Regions from separate parts of the Homo sapiens genome. Here all the other regions are linked to region 3. The links are chromatin loops, found by intact Hi-C in ENCODE. Cell type or tissue: mammary epithelial cell. All regions are shown on one strand. Region 1 overlaps ADCY9 (adenylate cyclase 9). Region 2 overlaps CREBBP (CREB binding lysine acetyltransferase). Region 3 overlaps TRAP1 (TNF receptor associated protein 1).

The links. Hi-C counts contacts between places; a loop is a spot of excess contacts. Peaks named below come from ENCODE experiments on the same cell type or tissue, not always from the same donor. Only the 100,000 strongest peaks of a DNase experiment are listed, where the experiment ranks them.
Region 1: it touches region 3 in a loop (6-fold over the local background); 2 of 110 quality-filtered maps call a loop at or near these places.
Region 2: it touches region 3 in a loop (3-fold over the local background); 2 of 110 quality-filtered maps call a loop at or near these places.

The regions. Positions count from the first base shown.
Region 1 is chr16:3,957,309-3,965,308 of GRCh38, reverse strand. ADCY9 (adenylate cyclase 9) reads left to right here. Exons shown (of 11, transcript NM_001116.4): 11 at 1-2,656. Among named protein-coding and RNA genes, the nearest start is that of TRIDDENT, 11 kb to the right of the region's middle. RefSeq lists an enhancer at 3,266-3,765. In mammary epithelial cell, no CTCF peak of the experiment used is centred here; a DNase peak (open chromatin) is centred at 3,658; H3K4me3 peaks cover 756 bases; H3K27ac peaks cover 634 bases.
Region 2 is chr16:3,768,456-3,776,455 of GRCh38, reverse strand. CREBBP (CREB binding lysine acetyltransferase) reads left to right here. Exons shown (of 31, transcript NM_004380.3): 12 at 1,763-1,887; 13 at 2,526-2,705; 14 at 5,470-5,886; 15 at 7,103-7,282. Among named protein-coding and RNA genes, the nearest start is that of TRAP1, 55 kb to the right of the region's middle. In mammary epithelial cell, no CTCF peak of the experiment used is centred here; DNase peaks (open chromatin) are centred at 3,955 and 4,735.
Region 3 is chr16:3,686,569-3,694,568 of GRCh38, reverse strand. It overlaps TRAP1 (TNF receptor associated protein 1), which reads left to right. Exons shown (of 18, transcript NM_016292.3): 2 at 3,584-3,742; 3 at 5,432-5,514. Among named protein-coding and RNA genes, the nearest start is that of TRAP1, 27 kb to the left of the region's middle. In mammary epithelial cell, a CTCF peak has its summit at 3,948 (motif pointing left); a DNase peak (open chromatin) is centred at 3,958; H3K4me3 peaks cover 201 bases.

The sequences.
Region 1 (8,000 bases), 270 kb before region 3:
CGACCCGACCTCTCTATGTAAGCACACATGCGCACACACACTTGCATTCATGAATCTGATATAAAGTGCCAGTAATCCGCCAAGAGGGGGTGCGAAGGGGGCATGTCACGACAGCTCCGCCACCCCCCATTGCCCACCCGCACTTTCCCGAGCACCGCGCCCCGTGGGCTGTGGGTGAGCCGCGCTCCCTGCACTGAGCGGGTTTAGGGGCTCGCCCACATGCATGCAGGCCAAGACAGCAAATGCCAGCCGGGCACGACGCCCGTGTGCCCAGGCCTCGGGGGTCTCAGAGCCGCCTCTCACCCCCGACCCTCCACCCAGGGGTCTCCCCATCGGGAGTGGAGGTGTTGGTCCTGGAAGCTGACTCATCGGAGAGGGAAATACCAAATAAACATCCGAGGTTGCATTTATTTATTTATTTATTTACCCGGAAGCATGTGCGCTCCCGGGAGGGGTGCTGGGTCCTCAGGGTGGGGGGTCATAGCCACAGGGGAGGGCAGTTCCCAGGAAGGTAACCAGATGTCTCTTTTGTGTTTTGGCCACCTGGGGCCGCCCCCAACCTCCCCACCCCAAGAGGGGTCTGAGTGGGACCTCAAAGCATGGCCAGTGCAATTCTGAGGCTAGGGGAATAGGAGAAGCCCACCAGCTGCCCCTGCCACCCACGGGGGCTCCTCCCTGCCGGGGTCCAGCTCAGAACCACGGGGGTCTGTGCCGGCAGCACCGGTGCCATCTTGGCTTCCACAAATTCCAGAAGTTTCTTGGCTGCCTCCCGCTCTCAGATGGCACAGGGCCTATCAGTGGCAGGATTTAATCTGGGGAGCAAATTCCAGCTCTGAAATGGAGTTCTCACACCGTATCTAGGGACAGAGGCATCTGGATGCAAACGCGGGGTTTGTTAGGGGCGGAATCCCGAGGGTGGTGTGGGGGAGCTCCGTCCGGGCAGTTGGCTGCTGGTCCTGTCTGATTATGTTTTGCCATATTGAGTCTGAAGTTTGTGTGGAAGTGAGCTCGCCCGAGTTGTCCGGTCGGAGTTGTAGCCAGTCTTTCAGGGGACCCCGGGACGCTGATGAGGCCCAGGGTGCACTCCTTGTCAGTCTTGCCCGTTGTCCCTGTGCATTTTGCTTTCCGCTGTCAAATCTCACTGTCTCGTTTTCACACCGCATCAGTCCCCATCATCACTACTCCTCCCCAGAGACATACAGATTGCCCTCCCCGGCATGAAGAAGTCACAATTCTGACCCGCCACCTCTCCAGGGGCGGTGCCTGGGATGGCCACCCATCAGGACAGCCAGAGCCAGGGTCCCGGCGTCCTGAGAGTCCAGGGCACCTCCCCCCATTAGCTGTAAGGTTTCCTGTCAGGTGTGACTGTCAGTTTGCTGGTCTTCCAATACCGAAGAAAGGGTGGTTGTGACAATACCTCTTGCTTCTAAAGAATGTATTATAAAACACCGCAGATTTTTTTTTTTCCTTAAAAAACACTACCTGATGCTTTCCTTGTTCGTGGGGATTGTGGTCACATGAAGCTCTTTCTGCATCAGTATTAAGGTGTATATTTGAATGTCCTCCCCTCCCCTTTCCCCTCCAGGCTGTGTAGCTTTGAGGGGCTGGGCGTTTGCTCACGACCTTGCTGTCTCGCTCAGAACATGCTCCGCAAAGTTCTCCGCACACACTTCTTCCCCATCAAGCCCATTTCCTTCCCCAACCACAAAGGTGTTTGTGATTCCTCACCCCGGGAAACCAAGGAGCTGCAAAGTGGAGTCTGGTTCAGCCCCGTGCAGACTCACCCAGAGCTTAACGTTGTCTTTCAAACACCCTGAGCCTTCCTAAACAGCCAGTGCAGACGTTCTCTCTGGGCCACGAAGCCCCTCGGGTCCTCCCCGTCCCCTGCTCCGATGCATACCTCAGTGCAGAACCACAGAATCTCTGCAGCGGAAACGCCGTGCATCTCTTGTCTGTTGGCAGCGAGCACATCGTGCTGGAGACACGAGTTTCTAAGCAGCTGGCACGAGGGCTGCTGACGGCATGGGTCGTGCTTCAGGGTGGCAATACCTCTTAGGAACTTAGGGCAGGAAGCAATACTTCAGCATTGAATGTGTGTAAATAGTTGCTTTGAGTTGCAATTGCTATTTTCTTCTCAGTCCCAGCTCAGATCGAATTATATATCCATATATATATATATATATATATATATATATATATATATATATATATGGTAAACAAGCACACACAATTTTATCCAATGCAAACAAATGTAGAGCATCAGTTACAAAACCCTCGAATAGCTTGAGAGCCCCACAGGCTCTGCCACACCCGTGACTTCATCCACACTGACGTCACCCGCGGGGGCTCCCCCTGCACATTTGCACACGATCCGGAGAGCCGAAGGCCGCGTGCTTCCTGTCACATGGGCTGTAATCATTTGTAGTTTCCAAAGACACGTCTGCATTTGAATTTCTAGATTTTCGAGGTAAGGAGTTTTTTTTAATTGGTTGTTTGGAAAATCACATCATGCCTAGAATCTGAAATTGAATTAGCAAGAACCGACTGTTTGCATTTTCCATATATCCTTTTATCTGCTCTTTTTAAATTGTTAATTCTAATAATTTCAAAATGCATTCACTGAAGAAATGGACATTAAAATATTCTAAAATTTAAATATATGATGCCTGGTGTTTTCTTATTGAAAAGATGAGCACTGCTTCAGAGAGGAGGGCGGTCTTCCTTGGACAGCTCGTGTTTTCTGCGATCTGTGGCTCACCTGGGTGGGTTTGCCTTTCTTTCACGTCATGACTTCAGAAACAGGGCAAGTAGAAAACCCTGTTTGTGTTTATGTTATTTTTTTAATTGGATCTATTTGCTCCAGTTAACTTGAGTTGAAAAGTATTTATTTTTACACAGAATTTTTTAAACAATAAAAGTAAGGTTGCAGGACAAGTTTTGCTTGTGAGATTTTCCCTGTCAGGCCTCCTAAATAGTTTTCTGCAACATCCTTAGAGAAGGAATTGAGGGGGAAAAAGTAGGTTTTCTGAAAAGGAAAGAGTGATTGCAGGTACACAGATCACTGGGGTCCCAGGTGTTTTGAGGAAGTCACAAAGCCCCTTCAGAATCTGTTTAAAGTCATAGAGCCTCTTCCCAGAAAAACACACATGCCATTTTCTACACTTCTTGGGAGTTCACCACACTCCCGCATCTGAGGCCAAACTATGGATCTTCCAGGGGTTAGAGCCCCTTCCCCTGTAGGGGTTTTCCTGATGAGTTATTTTTTTTTTAATTTTTATTTATTTAGACAGAGTCTCACTCTGTCACCCAGGCTGGAGTGCCGTGGTGCGATCTCAGCTCACTGCAACCTCTGCCTCCTGGGTTCAATCAATTCTCGTGCCTCAGCCTCCCTAGCAGCTGGGATTACAGGCATATACCACCACACCCGGGTAATTTTCATATTTTTAGTAGAGACAGGGTTTCACCATGTTGGCCAGACTGGTCTCGAACTCCTGGCCTCAAGTGATCCGTGCGCCTCAGCCTCCCGAAGTGCTGGGATTACAGGCATGAGCCACTGTGCCCGGCCTGGTAAGTTAAGTATTTATGACCAACTTCAGGGCACAAAGATTCTTTTGTAGACTCCACAAAGGGAGCTGAATTCATGGCTTCTGGTGGTTGCTCATGGACTTGCGGGGGTGCAGCCTCCAGCTGATTCTCTGCTGGAGCCCGGGGCCAATGAGGTTGCTGTTTGATGAGGTCACTCTCCTCCCGAGTCGCCACTGCAGGCCTCCCTGGTCACCTTTCCAGCTTAGGGAATAACCCGTCCTTGCTGCCTTGAGGGTCTTGTAAGAATGGAGGTTTTGTTCGGTTTTTTTTTTTTTGGAGACAGGGTCTCATTTTGTCACCCAGGCTGGAGTGCAGTGACCATCAGGGCTCACTGCAGCCTTGACCTGCCCTGACTCAGGTGATCCTCCCACCTCAGCCTCCTGAGTAGCTGGGACTACAGGTGCGCAACACCATGCCCAGCTAATTTTTGTATTTTTTTGCAGAGACGGGGTCTTGCCATGTTGGCCAGGCTGTTCTCGAACTCCTGGGTTCAAGTGATCCGTCCTCCTCAGCCTCCCAAAGTGCTGGGATTACAGGCATGAGCCACCGCGCCCAGCCAGAACGTGGGTCTTTCTACTAGAAAGGGCACCCAGTGACTTAGAGGATTTCTCAAACAGCCAAGAAAGGCAGCCTCTAATTTTTGCAATCAGCCCCAGAACTGATCATTTGTGGTTTCTCTTTCATCTGAAATCTTGTTCACATGGTTGCTTTTCCCCCACTGTGGGAATCTATGGCTGTGGCCACCTGGAATAGATCCCGCGTACTGGGAAAGTGAAACTAACCGGAGAAAGCCAAGAGGAAGCGATTAAGAAAAAGTACACACTTGCACGCAATGGACATGTACATTTAAAATCTTCCCAAGTGTCTATTTTTATACAGTTCCTTTTTAAAAATTGTTTTTTTAAATATCATGACTCTAAAGAGTTGTTAATGAATATTAGAGTAATTTAAGCTTAGGGAATTCTCGTATCCCTGCTGGCCCTGAAAGTCTGAAGGAGATGTGAGTTAAGTAATCCGCGTGCCTGTTAGAGTCTCAGTCAACAGCGGGGATTCTTCATTGTTTTTTTTCCGGGGTGGGGACAGGTTTGGCTCGCAAAGGCTTTGATAGTTTGATGAAGGTTATGGTTACTTTGTCCAGAAAAAATGCACATAAAAACAACTTTTGATTTTTTGTTGTTGTTGTTTCGTTGCTTGGTTTTTTTGAGACAGAGTCTGGCTCTCTCGCCCAGGCTGGAGTGCAGTGGTGCGATCTCAGCTCACTGCAACCTCCGCCTCCCAGGTTCAAGTGATTCTTCTGCCTCAGTTACCTGAGTAGCTGGGATTACAGGTGCTCGTGCCACCATGCCTGGCTAACTTTTGTATTTTTAGTAGAGACAGAGTTTCACCACGTTGGCCAGGCTGGTCTCAAACTCCAGACCTCAGGTGATCCACTTGCCTCAGCCTCCCTAAGTGCTGGGATTACAGAAGTGAGCCACCGTGCCCGGCCAAATCTTTTGATTTTATATATAATTTCAGGAGTCCACGAATGCAAATAGAGTGCCCCTGATCCACGGTAACCAGAGGAGAGATGACTTTTCATTCCAACTCTCTGCAGATGAGGTTTCCTAGCGTTTCTGGACTCTCCGCTGGAAACCTGATTTGGCATGTTAATGCTACTCATTGTTACATGCGTTTTTATTTTATTTATTTATTTTTTTTGAGACAGAGTCTCACTCTGTTGCCCAGGCTAGAGTGCAGTGGCACGATCTCAGCTCACCACAACCTCCACCTCCTGGGTTCAAACAATTCTCCTGCCTCAGCCTCCTGAGTAGCTGGGATTACAGGCATGCGCCACCACGCCTAGCTAAATTTTGGATTTTTAATAGAGATAGGGTTTCACCATGTTGGCCAGGCTGGTCTCGAACTCCTGACTTCAGGTGATCCACCTGCCTTGGCCTCACAGAGTGCTAGGATTACAGCCATGAGCCACTGTGCCCAGCGTTGATACATGCATTTTTAATCAAAATTATATTTTAGAATTTAATGTGTGAGTTATCTAAATATATTTGAAGAGCTGCTTAAAAAACGTTTCAGTACACAAATATGTTAGTTGAATTATTTCCAACAGATAAGTAACATCCAGCCAGTATTTGTCAAGCGACTACTGTGTGCCATATAATGCCCTAAACTCCCTTTACTTAGGTTTTTTAATTTACCTAGGTTGTTAAATTTTCTGCAATACATGAGAGCATTTGAGAAACAGCTGTGATTAGAAGCTGTGCTTGTCCCAGTGGCTTTACCACTGTGAATTCCACTTATAAACTGAAGGGACTTTCCAGATATGAGGAATCAAGTACGGACATTTTTTTTTTTTTTTTTTTTGAGATAAGAGTCTCACTCTGTCATCCAAGCTGGAATGCAGTGGCTCAATCACAGCTCACTGCAACCTCAACCTCCCTGGCCTCAAGCCATCCTCCTGTCTCTGCCTCCTAAGTAGCAAGGACTACAAGTGCGTGCCACTACGCCCTGCTGGTTTTTGTATTTTTTGTGGAGATGGGGTTTCACCATGTTGCTCAGGCTGGTCTCAAATTCCTGGGCTCAAGTGATCCATCCACCTCAGCCTCCCAAAGTGCTGGGATTACAGATGTGAGCCACCGTGCCTGGCCAACATTTTTAAATAGGGCTGTTAACGTCAACCCTAACGCATGCAAGATGATTTTTTTGTCCATGGCTTTATGGAGAGTTCAACCTCTGAATAAAAAGCAACCGAGGCAGGGCATGGTGGCTCCCGCCTGTGGTCCCAGCACTTTGGGAGGCCGAGGCGGGAGGATCACCTGAGGTCAGGAGTCAAGACTAGCCTGGCCAACATGGTGAAACCCTGTCTCTACTAAAAATACAAAAATCAAATCAGCCAGGCGTAGTGGTGGGTGCCTGTGGTCTCAGCTACTTGGAGGCTAAGGCACGAGAATCGCTTGAACCCAGGAGGCAGAGGTTGCAGTGAGCCAGGATTGCACCACTGCACTCCAGCCTGGGCGACAGAGCAAGATTCTCTCAAAAAAAAAAAAAAAAAAGTAACCGACGAGAAAGATTCAGAGAAAACAACTGCACCACTTCTGTGTTGGTTCCTTGATGAAGGAGCTCATGGCAGCTGCTGCCCATAAGATCATCTTTTTTTGTTTTTCTTTTTTTTTTTTTTTTTTTTTGAGACGGAGTTTCACTCTTGTTGCCCAGGCTGGAAGTGCAATGGCGCGATCTCGGCTCACTGCAACCTCCACCTCCCAGGTTCAAGTGATTCTTCTGCCTCAGCCTCCCCAGTAGTTGGGATTACAGGTGCACACCACCACACCCGGCTAATTTTTTGTATTTTTAGTAGAGATGGAGTTTCACCATGGCTGGGCTGGTCTTGAACTCCTGATCTCAGGTGATCTGCCCGCCTCAGGCTACCAGAGTGCTGGGGTTACAGGCGTGAGCTACCGTGCCCGGCCCATCCATTTTATTTTTAAAATTCCTCCCTCGGCAGTGTTTGGGGTCCTGGCGGGAGGGTCCCAGAGCCAGGCAGAACAAACACTGGCTTGGGTTGGCTGGTGAGAGTCTTTCAGGGTAGTGTATCCTCCCGCAGAGCCCCCGCTGCTCTTTGAGGGAAGAGCCGATGGTTGGGGACCCAGACGTCTCTGCCAATCCCCCCCAGCCCTGGCACAGTGGAGGCAGCCCTAGCCCGGCCTCCAGCTGCCCTCCCGAGAGCTGCTGTTTCTGTGTCCTGTCTCCCTCTGACCTTCTTTATTTTCTCATCAAACAAAATCCGTGCCCTCTAGGATGAGAGGGAGATGAACGGGACCAGAAAAGTTTGTTTGGATTTGTGCGTGTGATCCTGGGATAACGCAAAACAGGATCGGGAAGGATGTGAAAGGGTTCAGGGAGAGAGGAGCGAAATGCCCGCGCCCCGCCCTGACACCCCGCTCTGCTCAGGACGCCCGGGGGCACAGACATGCTTGTGCCAAGACGCACCTGAACCGCCCCCTAGCCCTGCCCTCCCAGGACCCCCATCCCGTATTCTCCACGGCTTTCTAGCCTTCTCTATCTCCTCCAGAACTGGCCTGTGGGAACCCTCGGGTCTCAGCTCAGCCCAGCTCCAGCTTTGGTTCTGCGTCTCTAGGACATTTATTCTTCTCCAAGGACACACCTGCCTTCCTCAAGCCCCAGGATGCCACGGTTCTGCACTCCGCCTGTGGCCTCCACCCCCATTCCGCCATCACCCTCCCCCTCCCTGACTCTAGGACTGTAGATAAACCTTCAGCAACAAGATCACCAGGCACTGCTTTGACTTCAAGAGAATGACTTTTCCGCCAGTAAATTCTGTTTTCACATACGCAAATATGCCTCTACCTGGAAGATAGTCTGCTGTTATGCTATGCTTTTCTGCCAACGAGCTGAAAACC
Region 2 (8,000 bases), 82 kb before region 3:
GCTGTCTCAACAACCTTGAAAGGTTCTTAAGTAGAGAGCCTCTGGTTTTTGGTTGGTTGAAGCAGTGATTTTTATTTTGGGGCAGGGAGCATTTGAAAACCCTGTAGCTCTTGACCATTGAGACCCAAGCAGGAGGACATTTTTCCAGGTTGTGAAACAAGGTGGTGACATTATCCAGAAGACTCTAAGGAAAGAGGCTTTGCTCAGGCTTTGATTTTTGAAAGAAATCAAGGAGTCAGGCTGGGCACAGTGGCTCACACCTGTAATCCCAGCACTTTGGGAGGCCGAAGCAGGAGGATCACTTGAGGTCAGGAGTTTGAGACCAGCCTAGCCAACATGGTGAAACCCCCGTCTCTATTAAAAATACAAAATTTAGCCAGGCATGGTGGTGCACACCTGTAATCCCAGCTACGCGGGAGGCTGAGGCAGGAGAATTGCTTGAACCCAGGAGGCGGAGGCTGCAGTGAGTTGAGATCACACCACTGCACTCCAGCCTGGGCAACAAGAGCGAAATCTCATCTCAAAAAAAAAAAAGAAAGAAATCAAGGAGTCAGAGAAATTGAGCCTTGGGAAAGTGGCTGGATGCTGTGTTGGGGATTGGTCCAGGACTTCAGCCTGGATAGGAAGATGCTGCTGGTGTGGGGTATGATGCCCCTGCTGTTTACCAGCAGAATATTGGAATAGATGTTTTCTAGTTATGCACTTAGCAACCTCCCTACCAGCACATCTGGGTAAATACAGATTTCTTTAAGTGCTGTTCCTTAGTAATTGTTTTTCATTTTGTTTAAAAAAATTCTCAAGGAGTGGGGAAGCTTACATTATAGACTCCCTGGAAAGTCTTCCTGGTCTGCATCGGCACTCCGTTATTTGAGGGTACCATTTCTAGGTAGCCATTGAAGGTAGTGCTCCGTGAGTCATCCTTTGAGCCTTCTCATGACTACAGCAGCGCTAAGGCAGCACCTTCCAGAAATTCTCTAAAGGGTTCTGTCAGATTCTAGTGTTGGTCCTAAGACTAATTTGAACTGGTGCTTCTTTAGAACTCAGAGTTTACAGAGTATTATTGGAAATTGGAAGGAACTAGACACCGCAGTCTGGAGACACTTACTGGCTGTGAAGTGTCTTTCAGTGATGTGGTGTTCCTGTAAACTACAGGAGGCTAAGGTTGAGGACGGCTGACCCTTGGGCACTTCTTAATGCTTAAGGTGCTTGCAAAATTAAAAGAACATTTGGAGACTTAGCACAGATTCTAACAATGAATGTAAACCCAGCAAGGAGCTGGGAATCCTCGGATGATGGGCGTCAGCTGCTCCAGAGGCATTAGGTATGGGTGTGCACAGAAGCTTGCCCTGGTCTCTGGAAACATCTCTTCTGTAGCTTGTGAGGGTGCTGTCCTTTCAGGGCACCTCCTCACCCTCTTTGTTGCTATGACACTTTGGTACTGTGCCCTCTGGCTCAGCTCTACCACAGCCTCGTTTAATGTCTCACTTGTTCCTGTCTTACCCAACCTTATGCCTTCATGTCCTCGTCCTTCCCTGGTACCCCTCACCATGCCACCGTCACCACCCCCACATTGATGCCGTTTTCTCTGGATATGGAGAAGTCTGTTCCTTCATCATCTTCATTGATTAATTGGGTGATTTCTTTTCAGTTTTCTGTTGCCTGTGCGTTCCATCTTATTTTACTTAAGAGTTTATTTAGCAAGTTGTAATTCTGTTTTCCTGTGGGTGCTTTTCCTAATGAACCGTTGTGGGTACATTTACAGGGATGAATTCATTTAACCCCATGTCCTTGGGGAACGTCCAGTTGCCACAAGCACCCATGGGACCTCGTGCAGCCTCCCCAATGAACCACTCTGTCCAGATGAACAGCATGGGCTCAGTGCCAGGGGTAAGTGTTCTCTTTCGCTGTGCTGCAGATAGCCCTCCCTCTCACATGGAACATTATCTAAGCAGCAGAATTCATGTCACTTGAGAATCCTGTGGTTCTTGTTCCTTTGAATTTGGGTTATGCTTTATTTCTTTCATCTCTCATTTTAAAAAAATTATTACTACACAGAATTATTTGACTGTTAGTTATTTTATTGGAATAACAAATTCATAGGAATGTGTGGCTTTGTGAGAATGTGGGAGTTCCAAGGCTGGAGAAGGCAGCCTCAGATATGTGGCCAGCAGGGAATTGTCAGCATCTGTTGACTGAGAGCTCGCTGTTCCGAGGCTGCTTTCTAAACACTTTAGAGAACTCATAGGCATGTCTTAAACTTTAAATTATAGCCTGCTATTGATTTCTATTCAGAGGACATTTTGAAGCTGGCTCATTTGAGAGATTGCCTGAGAAAGTGTGTAAGGTGCCCAGGAGCGCGGGAGTTCTTAGCAAGTGGTGGTCTCTTCCCATGAGGAAGGGCAGGATGTGAGCCCTGTGCTTGCCATCCTCTGGGGTTGTGAAGCCTTGGATCATTCTGGCTCACCTTGAAAACTCTGGCCGTCAGCTTCCGAACTACAGCTCTGGTGGTGCTTGTTGTCTCGTAGATGGCCATTTCTCCTTCCCGAATGCCTCAGCCTCCGAACATGATGGGTGCACACACCAACAACATGATGGCCCAGGCGCCCGCTCAGAGCCAGTTTCTGCCACAGAACCAGTTCCCGTCATCCAGCGGGGCGATGAGTGTGGGCATGGGGCAGCCGCCAGCCCAAACAGGCGTGTCACAGGTACTGTGCCCCACTGGGACCGTGGCTCCCTAGGAAATAAAATTCTTGTGTTAAGTTTTGGTTTTTTTTTTCTGTCTTCCTTCGTGGAAATTAAAATTCCAGAATGCACATTTCATGTCTTTGTATCAGCTTCTCTTTGTTTTCTCCACCTTTGTCCTGTAGTCCTTAACTCGTTTGGAATTTCTCTTATCCTTTCTGGGTTAACTATATGCAAAAGTGGGAATGGATTTAGAATTTTTGGTTTGTATGCTTTTGTGTTTTGATCTTTGAGTTTTTGTTTTCTTATTTTTTGTTTGTGTATTTTAAATTCTAACTTTAACGTGACCCTGAGAGGCATTAGGATTTTAAAAAGCGAGTGAGAAGGACCCATGAATTCACTCTTGATGATTTGGCTTTTGTTTCTTTTGACCTGTCTCCACTGCCAGGTGAAATCAAGCTAACAGAATCATTTCAATAGTTCCCTTCTTGTTAAATGTTTTTAATTTCTCAATCTAGAGCTGAAGAAATTGATTTTCCATTTATTCCTTCCTTTTTTCCTCTTTTGTTAGTTGTAGTGCGTATCATTGCTACTGTATACAAAATATACATGTATTTAAAACACACCAAATCCTCCCTAAAAGATAAAATTCTTGTTTTAAGTTTTTTTTTGTTTGTTTGTCTGTTTTAAGACAGGGTCTCGTTTTGTTGCCCAGACTGGAGTGCAGTGGTACAATCTCGGCTCTGCAACCTCCGCCTCCCGGGTTCAAGCGATTCTCCTGCCTAAGCCTGCCAAGTACCTGGGGTTACAGATGCCCGCCACCACACCCAGCTAATTTTTTTTTTTTTTTTTTTTTTTGTATTTTTAGTAGAGACGGGATTTCACCATGTTGGCCAGGCTGATCTCGATCTCCTGACCTCAGGTGATCCACCCACCTCGGCCTCCCAAAGTGCTGGGATTACAGGAGTAAGCTACCGTACCCAGCCTTGTTTTGAGTTTTTAATGTGAAATAATGCTGCATAAGTCATTATTATATATTAGATTTCCTCACTAAATGATTATTCTTAACTTTCCATAACATTTCATTTCTCTAGAACAAGGATTAGCAAACTTCGTGTAAAGGGCCAGATACTAAATATTTTCAGCTTTGCAGGCCATTCAATCTTGGTTTTCATCACTTCTGTTCTTGTAGTGCAGAAGCTGCTGTGGTACATAAATGAGGTGGCTGTGTGCCAATAAAGCTTTATTTACAGAAACAAGCAGCTCAGTGTGTTTGCCCTGGGAGATTGCCAACCCCTGCTCTAGAACAGTGATTCAGAATCATTTTTAAAATGTTCACAAATAATTCTGAAGTGTATCCCCAGTATAGAACCACTGCACTGAAACAGTTCTCTTTCAGTAACTAACGTGTGTGTGTGTGTGTGTGTGTGTGTGTGTGTGTGTGTTTGTGTTTCAGAGAGAATTTTTTTTTTAAATTTTTAATTGTTAAGGGTACTTATGGATGTATATATTTATGGTCAATAACTTTTATTCTTATTTTTATTTATTTATTTTATAGTCCCCAGGGAAGAAGCAACTTAAAAAAAAAATACCTTTTTCTAAGCTAAGCTTAGAAAATGTTAAAGAACATTGGGTACATGTTATAGAACATGAAGCTTATAGGCTGGGTCAATGTACAGTAGCTCCCCCAATCTGTCATTTCACTTTCTGAGGTTTCAGTTACCTGGGGTCAACTGTGGTCCAAAAATATTAAATGGGAAATTCTGGGAATAAACAATTCATAAATTTTAAATTAATTAGCTAGGCATGGTATTGCACGCCTGTAATCCCAGCTACTGAGGAGGCTGAGGCAGGAGAATCACTGGAACCCGGGAGATGGAGGTTGCAGTGAGCCAAGATCATGCCATTGCACTCCAGACTGGGTGACAGAGCGAGACTCTGTCTTTTTTTTTTTAAAAAAAAAAAAAAAAAGTTTTAAATTGAGTGCCATTCCAAGTTGCATGATGAATTCTGTCACCATCCCACTCTGTGCCCCCAGGGATGTGAATCATTTATTTGTCCAGCATTTCCACACTGTAGACACTACCCACCTCTTAGTCACTGAGTGTCCACCTTGGTTGTCAGATCCAAAAATCTTGGTAAATATTGGGTTCAGTACTATCCGCAGTTTCAGGCGTTCCAAGACTGGGGGTCTTGGAATGTATCCGAGTGGATATGAGGGGACTGCTGTAGATGTGTGTGTTTAAGCCATAAGTTTCAATGGTTGTTTTAATTATATAAATCAGACTATAAGAAACGTGTGTAGTTTTACCGTTATTGAGGAGTGCCCATTACAAGTGTATAGCTCGATGAATTTTCACAAGCAGAACACTCCCAAGAAAATGTGATTAAATTCCCATACATTTGGCTGGGCGCGGTGGCTCACGCCTGTAATCCCAGCACTTTGGAAGGCCGAGGCGGGAGGATCACTTGAGGTCAGGAGTTTGAGACCAGCCTGGACAACATGGCAAAACCCGATCTCTACTAAAAACAGAAAAATTAGCTGGGCGTGGTGACGGGCACCTGTAATCCCTGCTACTCGAGAAGCTGAGACAGGAGAATTGCTTGAACCCAGGAGGCGGAGGCTGCAGTGAGCCGAGATCGCACCATTGCATTGCAGCCTGGGCGACAAGAGTGAAACTGTCTCAAAAAAAAAAATTTTTTTTTCATACATTTAATTTTTCAAATGTTTCATCACATTTTCAAACGGGGGAAATAATTTTACCATACTCTGTCCATTTCTGGTAGGGACAGGTGCCTGGTGCTGCTCTTCCTAACCCTCTCAACATGCTGGGGCCTCAGGCCAGCCAGCTACCTTGCCCTCCAGTGACACAGTCACCACTGCACCCAACACCGCCTCCTGCTTCCACGGCTGCTGGCATGCCATCTCTCCAGCACACGACACCACCTGGGATGACTCCTCCCCAGCCAGCAGCTCCCACTCAGCCATCAACTCCTGTGTCGTCTTCCGGGCAGACTCCCACCCCGACTCCTGGCTCAGTGCCCAGTGCTACCCAAACCCAGAGCACCCCTACAGTCCAGGCAGCAGCCCAGGCCCAGGTGACCCCGCAGCCTCAAACCCCAGTTCAGCCCCCGTCTGTGGCTACCCCTCAGTCATCGCAGCAACAGCCGACGCCTGTGCACGCCCAGCCTCCTGGCACACCGGTAAGCCTCTCTGTCTCTGCTGTTTTTGGGCCAAGACTCTTAGAAGATAATTTTCCCATAAAAATTGTGTGTCAGGCCAGGCGCGGTGGTTCACACCTATAATTTCAGCACCTTGGGAGGCCAAGGTGGGAGAATCACTTGAGCCCATGAGTTCAAGACCATCCTGGGCAACATAGTGAGACCTCGTCTCCAGCAAAAAAAAATTTTTTTTAACCAGACAAGCATGGTGGTGTGTGCCTGTAGTCCTGTAGTCCCAGCCACTCAGAAGGCTTAGGTGGGAAGATCACTTGAGCCTAGGAGGTACAGGTTACAGTGAGCCAAGATCACGCCACTGTACTCCAGCCTGGGCAACAGAGCGAGACATTGTCATCTTTTGTTTGTTTACTTAAAACTCCATTGAGGCTGGGCGCGGTGGTTCACGCCTGTAATCCCACTACTTTGGGAGGCTGAGGCAGGCGGATCACCGGAGCTCAGGAGTTCGAGACCAGCCTGGCCAAAGTTGTGAAACCTTGTCTCTACAAAAATATAAAAATTAGCCGGGCATGATGGCTGGTGCCTGTATTCCCAGCTACTCGGGAGGCTGAGGCGGGAGAATCGCTTGAGCCTGGGAGGCAGAAATTGTATCGAGCCGAGATTGCGCCATTGTACTCCAGCCTAGGTGACAGAGTGAGACTCCGTCTCAAAAAAAAAAAAATTCCATTGAGTAAGAATTTGCAAATTAGGAATTCTTTTAGTGGTTCCTTCGTGTAATGTTCATTTACTCCACCAGCACCCGTGTTCCTACCGTTCACACAGGCTGGGTAACACTGTCTTTGGGTAGGCACTTGATTTCCCTCCCTTCAGATGTGCTTAGGCATTCATAATTCAGCCTTTTACCATACACATTAACCACCATATTGAAGGGAATTAATTTCAAAATATGAGATTTCATGATTTAGCTAGAAAACTTCGAGAAAATAAATTTATGTCAAAGTTTGAAAAGCTCTGCTGTTTCCTCTGCCTTTGTGGCAAGACCTGAGTTGTACCTCTGGCTGCTGTTACCTCCCTCTAGAACTCATTCCTACTTTAACCCCTGTTCTTCGGTTTCACAGAAGGGCACCTGCTGGATCAGTATTGAGAAATGTTAATGGGAAATTGTAGGTTGCATGAGCAGCATAGTTGAAGATCATTTATGTTACCTTGCTTACTGAAGTCAGTGCTTTCGGTTTTTTCACAGCTTTCCCAGGCAGCAGCCAGCATTGATAACAGAGTCCCTACCCCCTCCTCGGTGGCCAGCGCAGAAACCAATTCCCAGCAGCCAGGACCTGACGTACCTGTGCTGGAAATGAAGACGGAGACCCAAGCAGAGGACACTGAGCCCGATCCTGGTGAATCCAAAGGGGAGCCCAGGTCTGAGGTGGGTGCCGCTCCCTAGGAATGCATTGACTGCGTATCGCAACTTTACCCAGGTGTCCTCGGGCGAGGCTTGGAGCCTGCCATGGGTATCCCTGACTTTAGTTAAAATATTCTGTTTGAATGTGGGTTCGGGGTTTGGTGTATAGGAAATTGATTGAAAACAGCTTGGTTTTTCATTTTTAAATATGAGGGGTGGGTTTATTTTGCCCGAAATGAAGAATACTGGCTTATATTTGAAATACTTGAATCATCCAACAGCCTTTTATTTTATGTTCTCCATTCATTTCTAGTTCTGCAGAGGTAGACTACAGAAGGGGTGGTGGATTCATTTACTAATTAACCTATGGCAGAAGCTGAAAGCTGGCAGACCGTGGGCTGGATCCAGCCTCTAAATGTGTTTGGCCCACACAATACCTTAAAAATCAGGAAATTGCAAATAAAACTCTAGATTTCTGGCTTTTCTTGAAAAATGAGATGCTTTCAGCATTGTGCCTGCATCCCTGTGTGACAGCAGTCTGGTTGTGAGCACCAACTGTAGTGGGCTCTCCAATTAGCCACAGTCCCCACTGCTCCTTCCTGTCTCATACCACACCTGCCTCTGAGAAGGACTTTTGGTCCCTGCCCCAACTTTCAAGGAGATTTTTATTCCAAATTAGAAATATCTGTAGTGAAAAATCTGAGTATGTGCAATTTTTAAAGCAGTTTTACATTTAAAAACT
Region 3 (8,000 bases):
GTCAGGAGTTGGAGACCAGCCTGGCCAACATGGTGAAACCATGTCTCTTTTAAAAATAAAAGCCAGGCATGGTGGTGCGTGCCTGTAATCCCAGCTACTAGGGAGGCTGAGGCAGGAGAATCGCCTGAACCCAGGAGGCAGAGGTTGCAGTGAGCTGAGATCATGCCCCTGCACTCCAGCCTGGATGACAGAGCGAGACTCTGTCTCAAAAAAAAAAAGAGAAAGATACGTTCGCGTCCTCATCCCTGGTACTTGTGAGTGTGAGCTTATTTGGGTCATTTCAGATGTATCAGGTTGTGATGAGGTCACACTGCATGGGGGTGGGGCCTAACTCCAGTATTCCTGGTATCCGTATAAGAAGAGGGAAATCTGGACACAGCCAGGACTCACATAGAGAAGAGCTTGCCATGTGACAAGAGACAGAGCCTGGAGGGTCTGCAAAGCATGAAACACCAAGGATGCCGGCTACTGCCAGAAGCTGGGGAGAGGTGCGGGATGGACTCTCCCTCGGCACCTCCAGTGGGAAGCACCGCTGCCCAGAACCTGGGACCTTTTTTTTTTTTTTTTTGAGACAGAGTCTCGCTGTCTCACCCAGCCTGAAGTGCAGAAGTGCGGTAGTGTGATCTTGGCTCACTACAGCCTCAACATCCTGGGCTCAAGTGATCTTCCCACCTCAGCCTCACAAGTAGCTGGGACTACAGGTGCACACCACTACACCTGGCTAGTTTTTGTGTTTTTTGCAGAGATGGAGTCTCACTTTCTTGCCCAGGCTGGTCTTAAACCCCTGGGCTCAAGCGATTCTCCTGCCTTGGCCTCCCAAAGTGCTGGGATTACAGGTGTGAGGTTGTGTGCCTGGCTCAGAACTGTGGACCTTTTTGAAACTGCCTAGTTTGTGGTGCTGTGTTTCAGTAGTCCTAGGAAACAAAATACACAGTCACATCAGTTTCTGGTTTATCCTTTTTGTGTTTCTTTTACACAAATGGTGAGAAACACTGATATGCTCTGTGGGCAGGTGTTGGCACTTGGACACTTCCCTCCTGTGCCCCCAGGGCTGGCTGTGCTTTGGAAGGAGGCACAGAGACTTCAGCACCCTGGTTTGATGTAGACTGTTCGCGAACTCCTCTAATGCCAAATACCATTTAATTCCAGAAGAAATGTCCCGGGATTTTTTTTTTTTTTTTAACTGTACGAATAAAGTGAACAATGCAATTACATGGGCCCAAATAACTGGATGTTTACATGGTTTGGAATTTGAATACTTTCTGAATTGTGGTAGATGTTTTTAAGGTATCTGCATAGAGATAAAGACAGGCTAGGGTTGGCCGGGCATGGTGGCTCACGCCTGTAATCCCAGCACTTTGGGAGGCCTAGGTGGGTGGATCACCTGAGGTCAATAGTTCGAGAGCAGCCTGACCAATAAGGTGAAACCTCGTCTCTACTAAAAATACAAAAATTAGGCATGGTGGCTGGTGCCTGTAGTCCCAGCTACTTTGGAGGCTGAGACAGGAGAATCGCTTGAACCCAGAAGATGGAGGTTGCAGTGAGCCGAGATCACTGCACTCCAGCCTGGGCGACAGAGCGAGACTCCATCTCAAAAAAAAACAAAAACAAAAGGCCAGGTTTGTGCTGTTTGTAAGTCCAGGAATAAGCCTAAAGAATAGGCAAGTTTTGGCTGGGCACGGTGGCTCATGCCTGTAATCCTAGCACTTTGGGAGGCTGAGGTGGGCAGATCGCCTGAGGTCAAGAGTTCGAGACCAGCCTGGCCAACATGGTGAAACCCTGTCTCTACTAAAACTACAAAAATTAGCTGGGTGTGGTGGCAGGCGCCTGTAAACCCAGCTACTCGGGAGGCTGAGGCAGGAGAATCGCTTGAACCCGGGAGGTGGAGGTTGCAATGAGCCGAGATTGCACCATTGCACTGCAGCCTGGGCAACAAGAGTGAGACTTCATCTCAAAAAAAAAAAAAAAAAAAAGGCAAGTTTTTGTACCTTTTAGGAGTATGAAAGTTGATATGTTAATTTTTTTTTTTTTTTGAGACAGAATGTTGCTCTGTCACCCAGCCTGTAGTGCAGCGGCACGATCTCGGCTCACTGCAACCTCCACTTCCCAAGTTCAAGCCATTCCCCTGCCTCAGTCTCCCGAGTAGCTGGGATTACAGGTGCCTGCCACCATGCCCGGCTAACTTTTGTATTTTTAGTACAGATGGGGTTTCTCCATGTTGGCCAGGCTGGTCTCGAACTCCTGACCTCATGTGATCCGCCTACCTCAGCCTCCCAAAGTGCTGGGTTTACGGGCGTGAGCCACCGCACCCCTGGCTGATATGCTGATTTTTAAAACCTTGATTCCTGGATATTCTGTTGTCTTTCCTTTCTACTTGTTACAAATTTGTGAAGAACAGGAGAGGCTCCCAGTTAGATGCGGTTCATTTAGGCTTAGACTTTGACACGGCGTGGCTGGCTGGCCACATATCCTTGACACCATCACGTATTGCAAATCTACTGACCAAGGCAGGGTCCTGGTATGTGGTCCCTGGGGTCAGTGGGTGTTGGTGTTGGGTCGGTCCAGTCCTGTGTTGGAGTGAAAGTGTCTGGTTTCTGGGCCTGCGTCGGTGAACTGCGTGCGGCTGGGGACACATTGGCTGCTTTCCTCCCTCGCTGGGCTCTGCCGGCAACTTTCTCAGCCCACTGGACTGAGCAGGAAGTTACAGAAGACAAGTCTCCTTCTTAGTTAGAAGGTAGAACCCATCGTCAGCTGTTTTTCAGTTTTTAAAGTACACAAATTTTTTTTAAAAAATCTGTTTTGGATGAAAAAGCAATGGGAAAGAATCAACTTTTAGAAGATGAGACAGTTTCAGAATATTAACATTTAAATATTTGGATCCCTTTTGGGAGGATTTTTTTTTTGCTTGACTGTCAAGAGCAAAGAAGTGTGGCCCATCGGGGGCTTCTGCAGGGGCTGCGAGGGTCGAGACAGGTTTCAGTTTGGTAGGTTGATGCGAGGTGTCACCCGTGAGGCGAATGTGGGAAGTGCTGTCAGCAGGCATCTGCCAGCTGGGCATGGTGGCTCACGCCTGTCATCCCAGCTCTTTGTAAGGCCAAGGCGGGAAGATGGTTTCAGCCCAGGAGTTCGAGACCAGTCTTGGCAACATAGCAAAACCCCATTTCTACAAAAAATTTTTTAAAAAATTATGGGGGCATGGTGGTCTGTGCCTGTGGTCCCAGCTACTCGTGAGGCGGAGGCAGGAGCATTGCCTGAGTCCAGGAGGTTGGGGCTGCAGTGAGCTGTGATCGCAGTGACAGAGCGAGACCCCCTCTGAAAAGAAGGCAGCAGCCCACCCCCTCCAGTTTCGCTTCTGCGGTTCTGAGAAGACACAGTATCTTACACTGATGACATCTGTGAGGGCTCCTTGCCAAAACCACACCCTGACACTGTGGCATTTGGTCCTGTGGATTTCTCTTTCAGCAACAGCCCGACTTAGAGATGTCCACGCTAGCTTCTGCTAGACACCCTTGATGGGACGAATTACCATATTGTTTCTCGTGTCTTCCTAATTCTCATTCTTTCTGCATATTTGTCTTTTCAGGAAAACCAATTCTGTGTCCTCGGAGGACCACAGCCCAGTTGGGCCCCAGGCGAAACCCAGCCTGGAGCTTGCAGGCAGGACGACTGTTCAGCACGCAGACCGCCGAGGACAAGGAGGAACCCCTGCACTCGATTATCAGCAGCACAGAGAGCGTGCAGGGTAGCCTTGGCTCGTGCTTTGGTCTGGGAGGGCTTTTTGGTTCACTGCTGTGCGTAAAGGGGCATTTTCAGGGTGGAGGCAGTGATTGGTAGAGCCACCGCCTTAGGTGTGAAATCAGAAGGTCTTGGCTGTAGGGAGTGCTGCGCCCTCCATTTCTGTCCCAGCGAGGGACTTCTGCCAGTGTCGGGTGTGTCTTGCCCCCTCTGGTGGCCACCCGTGAGTTTGCCGTCCGGCACCTCCCCTGAGTGGTGATTCATGGCACATCTGCTAATAATCATGGAAGCGGGAGGGGAAACTCAGCATTGGCCCAGTCTGCGCAGGACCGAATTCTGGAGCTGTCTTTTCATTCCCTCTGAAGTATAAAAAAGCAGTCTTTGGAGCCAGTCCTGAAGTGGCTCCATTTCTGGCTTTTAAGTGGGTCGACAAGAGTAGAATCTTTGAAGTTAAAAAGAGAAGTGAGGTTTTCTTGTTATTTTGATTTCTAACTAATTAATTTGGAAACCGCTTTTTTGAAGAATATAGTCCAGGCACAGTGGCTCACACTTGTAATCCCAGCACTTTGGGAGGCCGAGGCAGGAGGATTGCTTGAGGCCAAGTGGTCGAGACCAACCTGGGCAAGATAGACCCTTTCTCTACAGAAAAAAATTAAAAAGTTAGCCAGGCATGGTAGCACACACCAGTGGTTCCAGGTACTTGAGAGGCTGAGGCAGGAGAATCGGTTGAGCCCAGGAAGTTGAGGCTGCAGTGAGCACGATCCTGCCACTGCATAGCAGCCTGGGCAACAGAGCCAGATCCTGCCTCTAAAAAAAAAAGAAAGAACATATAATCTGGTTCTTAGAGGCAGTCCAGTTCTCGTAACCATGCACATTGGGAAACCAGGCTCAGCATTCCCTCGACATAGCCCGAGGCATGTCTGGCCTCAGCAGTGGGAGGATTTGTCCTGCCCTGAGACCTCCTTTCTGAGAGACTTTTTGTTTTGTTTTGTTTTGAGACAGGGTCTTTCTCTGTCACCCAGGCCGAGTGCTGTAGTGCAATCATGGCTCACTGAAGCCTCGACCTCCCTGGCTCAAGTGATCCTCCCACCTCAGCCCCCTGAGTCACTGGGACCACAAGTGTGTGCCACCACCGTCAGCTACTTTGTGTATTTTTTGTAGAGATGGCGGGATCCCTCTGTGTTGCCCAGGCTGGTCTTGAGCTCCTGGGCTTAAGTGATTCTCCTGCCTTGGCCTCCCAAAGTGCTGGGATTACAGGCATGAGCCATGGTGCCCAGCCAGACTTTGTTTCTGTCTGCTTCTTTCTTTTTGTTCATGATCTTAAATGTGTGGGAGGCCGAGGCGGGCCAATCATGAGGTCAGGAGATCGAGGCTATCCTGGCTAACATGGTAAAACCCCGTCTCTACTAAAACTACAAAAAATTAGCCGGGCGTGGTGGCAGGCACCTGTAGTCCCAGCTACTCGGGAGGCTGAGGCAAGAGAATGGCGTGAACCCGGGAGGCAGAGCTTGCAGTGAGCCGAGATCGTGCCACTGTACTCCAGCCTGGGTGACAGAGCGAGACTCCGTCTCAAAAAAAAAAAAAAAAAAAAGTTTAAAACTCATAAACTTAAGCTTTCTTTGGAATGTGACGTAGCGTATTCTTGCACAAAAATAGAAGTTAAACTTTGTTGGTTGTGTCTGTGTTTCATTACTAGGTTCCACTTCCAAACATGAGTTCCAGGCCGAGACAAAGAAGCTTTTGGACATTGTTGCCCGGTCCCTGTACTCAGAAAAAGAGGTGCGTTCCCTGCTAACCATGCCCGATGCTAGCAAAGTTTCTTTTCACAAAGCTGGTTTTTATGCCATTCTGGAGAATTGCCAGATAATATATTAGCTGTGAGAAAGCATTAAACTTTGGACAGGTCCTCATCTTAAGCTACCAGTGAGAGGAGTTTTACCAGAATCTGTTTTGGTTTCCTGGATAAGTGTATCCAGATGGTTCTTTGGGCTGGATCAACTCTGGGAATTAATTGAATTTTGCCAATAATTTTAAAAGTTCCCGAAATACAGGCCTGGTGTGGTGGCTCATGCCTGGGAACTCAGTGCTTTGGGAGGTCGAGGCAGGAGGATCACTTGAGCCCAGGAGTTTGAGACCAGCCTGGTCAACACAGCAAGACTCCGTCTCTACAAAAAATTTAAAAAATTAGCCAGCTATGGGGGCACTGACCTGTGGTCCCAGCTACTCAGGAGGCTGGGGTGGGAGGATGACTTGAGCCTGGCAGACTTTGGGGCTGCAGTGAGCCATGATTGTGTTACTACACTGACCTGCACAACAGAGTAAGACCCTCTCTCCAAAAAAAAAGTCCCCCAAATCCTAGCGTGCAGCTCTGCTGAATTCCGTCTCTGTGGAGCTTTGGATACGCTCTGAGGCCCCTTTGCCTGGTGGGACTACCTGCAGGTCTTGGCGGCTTTGGCTGCCGGAGGAAGAAGGTTCCCCAGTCCTGTGTGTATGGAGCAGGGAGGAGTTACTGAGGAAATTAAAACGCATTTGGGGCCAGGTGCGGTGACCCACACCTGTAATCCCGGCACTTTAGGAGGCCAAGGTAGGAGGATTGTGTGAGTCCAGGAGTCTGAGACCAGCCTAGGCAACGTGAAGAGACCCCATCTCTATTAAAAAAAACCCCGCAAAACTCATTTGGGGTGACAGGACAAGGAAAAAGAAAGATGAAGGCCACCATCGTTGACATGCTGATTATTGCTGGAAGGCAAAGGAGAGTCCTGAAGAAAGTTTGTAAAGCAGCAGATTTCAAAGCTCAGAGGGCCTTCTAGGAGCTGTTTCCGGGTTTCGTACTGATGAGTGCTGCATTCCTGACTCCCAGTGACCTCCAGCTTCCGCCCAGATCAGCCACCGCTTCCTCTTCACCTATGTGCTCTTGCGGACTTAATTTTTCTATTTTTAATTGTGTGGGTTTTTGTTTTTTTTTTTTTTGGTTTTTTAATTTTTTGGAACAGGGTCTGGGTCTGACGCCCAGGCTGGAGTGCAGTGGTATGATCTCGGCTCGCTGCAACCTCCGCCTCCTGAGCTCAAGCCATCCTTCCTCCTCAGCCTCTGGCTGATATTTGTATTTTTTTGTAGAGACGGAGTTTTGCCGTGTTGCCCAGGCTGGTCTTGAACTCCTGGGCTGAGGTGATCTGCCTGTTTCAGCCTCCCAAAGTGCTGAGATCACAGGTGTGAGCCACCACACCCGGCCTCTCTCACTGATTTTAAATGGAAGGTCTGTTTGAGGTCAGTGTGCTTTTCAGCTCCTGAGGGACAGCTGGGCCCTGAGGCCTGTTTTTCTCCGGGTGTGGTAGACCTGGTGTTTGGTGGTCCCCACTAGATGAGATGAAGCTAGGGAACCTGTTTTTGTGGAGTAGGAGTGTATTAGTCCATTTTCACGTTGCTGATAAAGACATACCTGAGACTGGGCAATTTACCAAAGAAGGAGCTTTAATTGGACTTACACCTCCATGTGGCTGGGGAAGTCTCACAGTCATGGTGGAAGGCAAGGAGGAACAAGTCCCGTCTTACATGGATGACAGCAGGCAAAGAGAGAATGAGCAAGACACAAAAGCAGAAACCCCAAAAAACTGTCAGATCTCATGAGACTTACTCACTACCACGAGAACAGTACTGGGGAAACGGCCCCCATGATTCACTTATCTCCCACCAGGTCCTTCCCACAACACGTGGGAATTATGGGAGTACAATTCAAGGTGAGATTTTCGTGGGGACACAGCCAAACCATATCAAGGAGAAATGGATGTTTGAGTGATATGCCGTCATCCCTGTGCAGGAGTTGGGAAAGAAATTGTTCCTCGCAGGCCTCTTTTGTTTGTTTTTTTGAGACAGAGTCTCTCTCTGTCGGGGCTGGAGTGCAGTGGTGCCATCTCGGCTCACTGCAACCTCCGCCTTGTGGGTTGAAGCGATTCTCCTGCCTCAGCCTCCTGAGTAGCTGGGATTACAGGTGTGTTCCATCACGCCCAGCTAATTTTAATATTTTTAGTAGAGACTGGGTTTTGCCATGTTGGCCATGCTGGTCTTGAGCTCCTGACCTCAAGTGATCCACCTGCTTCAGCCTCCCAAAGTGCCTGGATTACAAGCATGAGCCCCCAACCCCAGCCAGAGGGCTCTTCTTAAAGTTATAATTAACAGATGGACACGTAACTTCAGGCTTGATTAAAAATCCTGAAAAGGGCCAGGCACCGTGGCTCACGTCTGTAATCCCAACACTTTGGGAGGCG